Linked DNA regions of Homo sapiens: region 2 is linked to region 1. Evidence: read pairs that join two places in POLR2A ChIA-PET (ENCODE). Cell type or tissue: A673. All regions are shown on one strand. Each heading gives the region's core, and the rest is flanking DNA. Links, peaks and the distances in the headings are about the cores only.

Region 1 (2,930 bases), core at 315-2,814:
TCTAAAGTTAGAAATTTAGTCAATGGAAACTGAAAAAGAAACTTGAGAACTGTCTTCTCTATAACATCTTGCCTATTAAATAAATTTAATAATTGGATGTATATTCTAAATGATGTGCTCTTGCCAATGCAACAGTAATGTATGGATAGTTTTTATGATATTTACTCTATATGATTCCAACATGTACCCCTTCACAAACTCCTTAGGAATTGCTGTCATTTTGGGGGACCACTTTCCTCCAAAGAGTATGACACATACAATCTTTATTCCACCTCTTAATAGACATTCCATATCTCAAAAATTCAACATTTATCCCCAATCTTTATATGATTTCGGATGCTACCTCCAAACCCCTTTTAAAAATACTTCAAAATGCCCCTTTAGATCTGTGAACACATTTTAGTATTTTTATAAATAAATATTAATTCCCAATTTACTGTATTTCTTTTCTGATATATTTACTTTAATGTCTTTTACCCCCATTTGAAGTCTGATTTTGGTCTTTTTCAACTTTTAATTTCACTGCATGTGCTTCTTGCCCAATATTCTCTTAGAACCTCCGGCAGCCTCCTGCTCTGAATGTTTACCTTTCTGTTCATGCTTTGACACAGCTGCTTTCTCTTTGTCCTCCTTTTCTTTGGGTTTTGATGGTGTTTTCTGTACTTCTTTTACTTTTGCAGCTGTTTGCTTCACTTTCTCCTGTTTTCCACCTTTCACTTCCTTTTTAGTCTTTTCTTCACTCTTTTCTGCAGTCTTAGCTTTCTTCTGTTCTGTATAAAGTTAAAAGATGTTGAAATACTTTTGTTTATTTACAAACATAATGTTTCATCTGTACTATGTCATTAAGGAAAATTGGAAAAGAAAGAGGGAAGAAAGGTAAGTCACAAGTGTTTATGTTAAGAACAGTATTTTTCAGGAAAACAATGAAAAATACTGTTCTTAACATAAACACTTGTGACTTACCAGAGTTTTATACAGTTTATGAAGTGCTATATTAGATAGACTACTAAAAGTGTTATGGCTTTTAATTTGTACATGAAAACACTATTTTTTAAGGCAATAGTAACTTAGCATGTCAACAAGGAGGCATTTGTAGCATGCAGGGGATGGATGTACAGGAATTTCTGTGAAAGACAATTTCCATACCAAACAGCCCAGTGAAGTAGTCTCCTTTTATAAGCACATGATCATTTTGCTTGATAACTGAAAGATCTTAAGGGTCATTCAAGAAACTGAAATGCCAACAAAGTCTTTTTTAAAGACAACAATTAGTAATGCAAGTGTAAAATTATCGCATTGGTGTTGACTAACAGAAATAAAACAATGAAATCCATTAGAAGATAACTGAAAGACCTATAGTCTAATGATTTGGCCTTAGAAAAACTGAAAGTGAAGAAATTCAGATATTGGCTCCTGTTTATCTTAAGTCAGCGATAATTCTACTAGTTTTTAAAGCCCTTAAACATATCATGGGAAATTCAAAGGGCTATAAATAAAAATATATATGAATAGATATATAAATTAGAACATATATATATTACACACATATATTCTTAATTTGATATTATCCGTATTTTGGAAGAGGGAACTGTGATGCAAATAACTAGTCTGTGGATCATTCAAGCATCTTTTAAAAAGCAGTAATAATGTAGCACATAATTTGTGGAAAATTGTTCATAATAGATGCTGAATATTGGACATTCCTTTTTGTATGTGACTACACATAACCACTATACACCACAGCAACTCTACTGCAATGTTGGAATCCTCTATGTCATTTGCTAATGCACTGTGTAGCCTTTATTGTCACTCATGTTAAAGAATTTGATGAAGGCCGGGCATGGCGGCTCATGCCTGTAATCCCAGCACTTTGGGAGACCAAGGCGGGCGGGTCATGAGGTCAGCAGATCAAGACCATCCTGGCTAACAGGGTGAAACCCCATCTCTACTAAAAATGCAAAAATTAGCTGGGCGTGGTGGTGCATGCCTGTAATCCCAGCTACTCAGGAGGCTGAGGCAGGAGAATCATTTGAACCAGGGAAGCGGAGGTTGCAGTGAGCCGAGATTGCGCCATTGCACCACAACTTGGGCAACAAGAGCAAAACTCTGTCTCAAAAAAAAAAAAAAAAAAAAAAAAAAGAATTTAATGAAAAAATGTAATCAAGTTTCTTGACTTTGGTACCCTAAATGATGATTTCAGGCTAAGCCAAGATAATATCAGAAGGTCCCATTGAGAGAATGAAAATGATAATGCCAGATGCTGGTTAGCTTGCAAACCAAAAATCATCTGTGGTATCGCACTTAATTGACTACGCCAGCACTTCCCAAAACACTGTTTCTCAGATACTTCAGATATTTACAGGAAGATGTTGATACTGTATTAGGTATTGGAGAATATTCTCATGGCCAAATTCATTTGGCAACAATAAGCTAACCTGGTCATTTAGCTTGGACTTTCTCAAAGCTGAAGTGTATTGAGAATTTTTAAGAAGGGGAATTATGATACACACATTATTCAATATTGTTTAATCATAAAATTCTCATACAAATATTACTCAATTACTCTATAAACTTTTTTTTTTTTTTGAGATGAAGTCTTGCTTTGTCATCCAGGCTGTAGTGCAGTGGCACGATCTCGGCTCACTGCAACCTCTGCCTCTCAGTTTCAAGGAATTCTCCTGCCTCAGCCTCCCAAGTAGCTGGGATTACACGCGCCTATCACCAAGCCCAGTTAATTTTGTATTGTTAGTAGAGATGGGGTTTCACATGTCCATAAACTTTCAACATCTTTGTGGCTTCTGTAACTACACTCAGGGGATTTTCTTCTTCCTATAAATCATTTCTAAACCTCCTTTGCTGGTTTCTGCTCTTTCCTGCAGTAAACTCATATGTTTCTGTGACTGAAACCAGCAGCTTTCTGCGGATGACTT
Region 2 (2,930 bases), core at 159-2,658, 170 kb before region 1:
TTTCTCATTTAATTGTGTATGATATTGCCATATTATGTCTGATGCTCCTTTAATGAAACCTTTTAAGGAGCTCTCTAATTACTAAAAGAAGTGTTAAAACTTTAACCTAGAAAATTTTCTTTTAAAGTTAATTCCTGTTACTAAAGATTTATTTGAGATGTGACTGTTCCAATATGTGTGAGATGGTGGTGATCCCCTTTAATGAAAGAGAAAGCCTAATGAGACAACACCTCCTACAGGTGAAAGTTAAAGTCACTTTGCATGATATGATTACACTTTGCTGATAAAATCTCCAGGAGTTGTCATTTACATTCAGCATCATAGGTCTGAATTTTGGCTGGTTGTTTGGAACAAAAAAGAAGAAGAATTTCAATGCATAAAATTTTAAAGCACCATTAATATTCTGGCAAATTTCTAGGAGACATCACTGTCACTCTAAGTGGGAAAAATAAAAATGACTAATTAAAATCCTGACAGTAATTTAAGGGCTGAATTTCTAAAATAATAATAATAATAAAATGGGATTTAAAATAATTATTCTGGTGATTACATTTAATTGTCTTTTTGTACAAATCACTGTCTAGTCATAGCCCTTACTAAAAATTAGGAAGAAAATGGTACAATGAAGTAAAACTGAGGATTTAGCTAATGCATCTTCTTCAACATGATATATGTTGCCCCTGTCCCCATCACTAATATCTCTAACGATGAAATGGCTGGTGCTAGATCCAACCACCTGGTATGGGATTATGGAAAGAAGATACTTGGAAGAGTAGAAGAAGATTCTTTGAGAATATATTTCCAGACATCAGAGACTAAAATAAACAAAAACTAAACTTTTAAAATAAAAATATTGATATATATAATATTCCTGTCTGCACCTTTTAAAAATATTTCCACCTTATATTGGCAAAAGAAATATAGCATCATTGTGTGATTAAATTACTTAATGGTATCTAACCATTTCAACTTACATTGTTATATCCAAGTCAACCAACAGTAAGATCATGTTAAAGAAACCTAGAATTTATTTAAGATGAATTAATGTTTTGGTAAGTCCAGGATATTTTTCTTACCTTTCTCAATTAATTTAAACTTTGAATACTAAAATGTAGCACGATTTATCTGCCTGTTGGACATTTAACATAACATATATGAATCCTCTTGCAAGGCAAAATATACTAATTTACATATCGTGTCAAAATAACAAAATAGTGTGCAGCAATAAACTAACTCTCTCATAAAAGCCGATGAAAAGAAAGTTTTAGTTATAATAACACATTTCTAAAAGAAGGCATAAGTTCCTTAATAGGTTTGAAGCTATGTTGCTTTAATTTTTTTTGATTAGATACATATGGGGCTGAGAAAAAAAATCATGTTGTGTTCTTACATTTCATTAAATAACAATTATGTTTATTTTAACATTAGTTGCAAAATTAGGAAAGTATGACTTAAGGCTATAGTTTTATACATTGCTACACTCACTAATGGTGGCTCTCCATGCATCCTTCATTCCTCTTACTCATCTTTCTGTCAGCTTTCCTCTCCCGCTGATCTCCATACCACTTCCAACCCCAATCCATGCTTATGTAAGCTCACCAGAAATCCTTCTCTTATCAATAAAAAAATCCCAGTAAGATGAAAGTTGTACAGCTAAGTCCCTCTACTAAGTGTGGTCAATATTTTACAGGGAAACAGGCTCTTCTTCTAACATTCACAATAGTAAGTACATTACTTGGTTTTTATAATTTCAGTGACTCATTAATATGGGCACAATGGAAAATTTTTAATATTTACTTTGACACCAGGAAATATTAGACAACTCTGAGCACAATGCCATGTCCACAGAATATACTTGGATTAGTTAGAAATTTTATGTTTTACGTTGAATTTGGCAAGTTTATTTGTGTTTTAGGGAACATAATTTGATGTATGGCATATCAGAATCCACCTTACTTCAAGCCTATCACAATGGAAAGGCTAGAGATGCAACATGGCACATTAGAAAAAGAACAGTGCTTGATTTAGGAGATTGAAGTTCTAATGCTGTCTCCACTACAAACTGTAACTTTGAAAAAGGTCTTGACTATTTGGGCTTCATTTGTCTGTAAGACAAGAGGATTGGACTACAGTTTCTAAGTTCCTCCTAGCTATACAATATGTTTAGGATTCTATTATATATGAACTTACAGAATCAAAAGATTTCACTGAGAAATTTTTACTATTTCATTTTATCTTAAATCTTTGGTTTCCATGGCTATTCCTAAGATTCGCTCTTTGGATATTTATAAAATGTAGATTCCTCCATTTCACTACAGACCCATGGAATCAGAATAGCATAAGACTTTTTAAAATTTTTGCAGTATTTCTGATGCAGCTACACTTTCCTTTTTTGTTTCATAGTACAATTTAGAATTTAATGATGGAATATAAATCTTTTTTCTTTTGCTTAAAAACATATGAAGGCTATGGTTTTGAGAGCCTGAAAATGAAATGATTCATTACTTTGTTGCAAATAACTGAATATGCAAAAGGCAGATCAATGTGGCTTCACATTTCATTGTATAATATTACCTTTTTCCTTTAGGGAAGCTGGAACTTTCTCTTCTTTCCCTTTAATAGGTTCTGAAAAGAAACATCGGACATTTATTTGAAGCCAAGACAAAGAGATTTTCAGATACCTATAAATGAAGTCAGTAAGCTGAAAGTATCAGTAAGCTGAAAGTAAGTGGAAACTTTATAATGCACTTTAAAAATGGTTTTACTCATATAGGGACAAAGAAACAACAGTATAGAATACAATAAGCCATAAACTGATCATTTTTCCTTGGCACAAACATAAGTTGTTCAACAAGTTATAATCTACTTGTTTAAGAGAATGAGTATTTGGATGGATAGGACCTTATTTATGTGTAATTTTTAAAAATCGC

The links. Peaks named below come from ENCODE experiments on the same cell type or tissue, not always from the same donor. Only the 100,000 strongest peaks of a DNase experiment are listed, where the experiment ranks them.
Region 2: POLR2A ChIA-PET joins it to region 1 with 6 read pairs; 1 of 35 experiments calls an interaction of 5 or more read pairs at or near these places.

What each region holds. Positions count from the first base shown.
Region 1 is chr6:123,503,132-123,506,061 of GRCh38, forward strand. TRDN (triadin) reads right to left here. Exons shown (of 41, transcript NM_006073.4): 8 at 588-770. Among named protein-coding and RNA genes, the nearest start is that of TRDN-AS1, 65 kb to the left of the region's middle. In A673, for the core only: no CTCF peak of the experiment used is centred there; no DNase peak of the experiment used is centred there; H3K27ac peaks cover 160 bases.
Region 2 is chr6:123,329,305-123,332,234 of GRCh38, forward strand. It overlaps TRDN (triadin), which reads right to left. Exons shown (of 41, transcript NM_006073.4): 23 at 2,575-2,625. LOC124901393 (a long non-coding RNA gene) reads left to right here. Exons shown (of 3, transcript XR_007059734.1): 2 at 2,623-2,724. Among named protein-coding and RNA genes, the nearest start is that of TRDN-AS1, 110 kb to the right of the region's middle. In A673, for the core only: no CTCF peak of the experiment used is centred there; no DNase peak of the experiment used is centred there.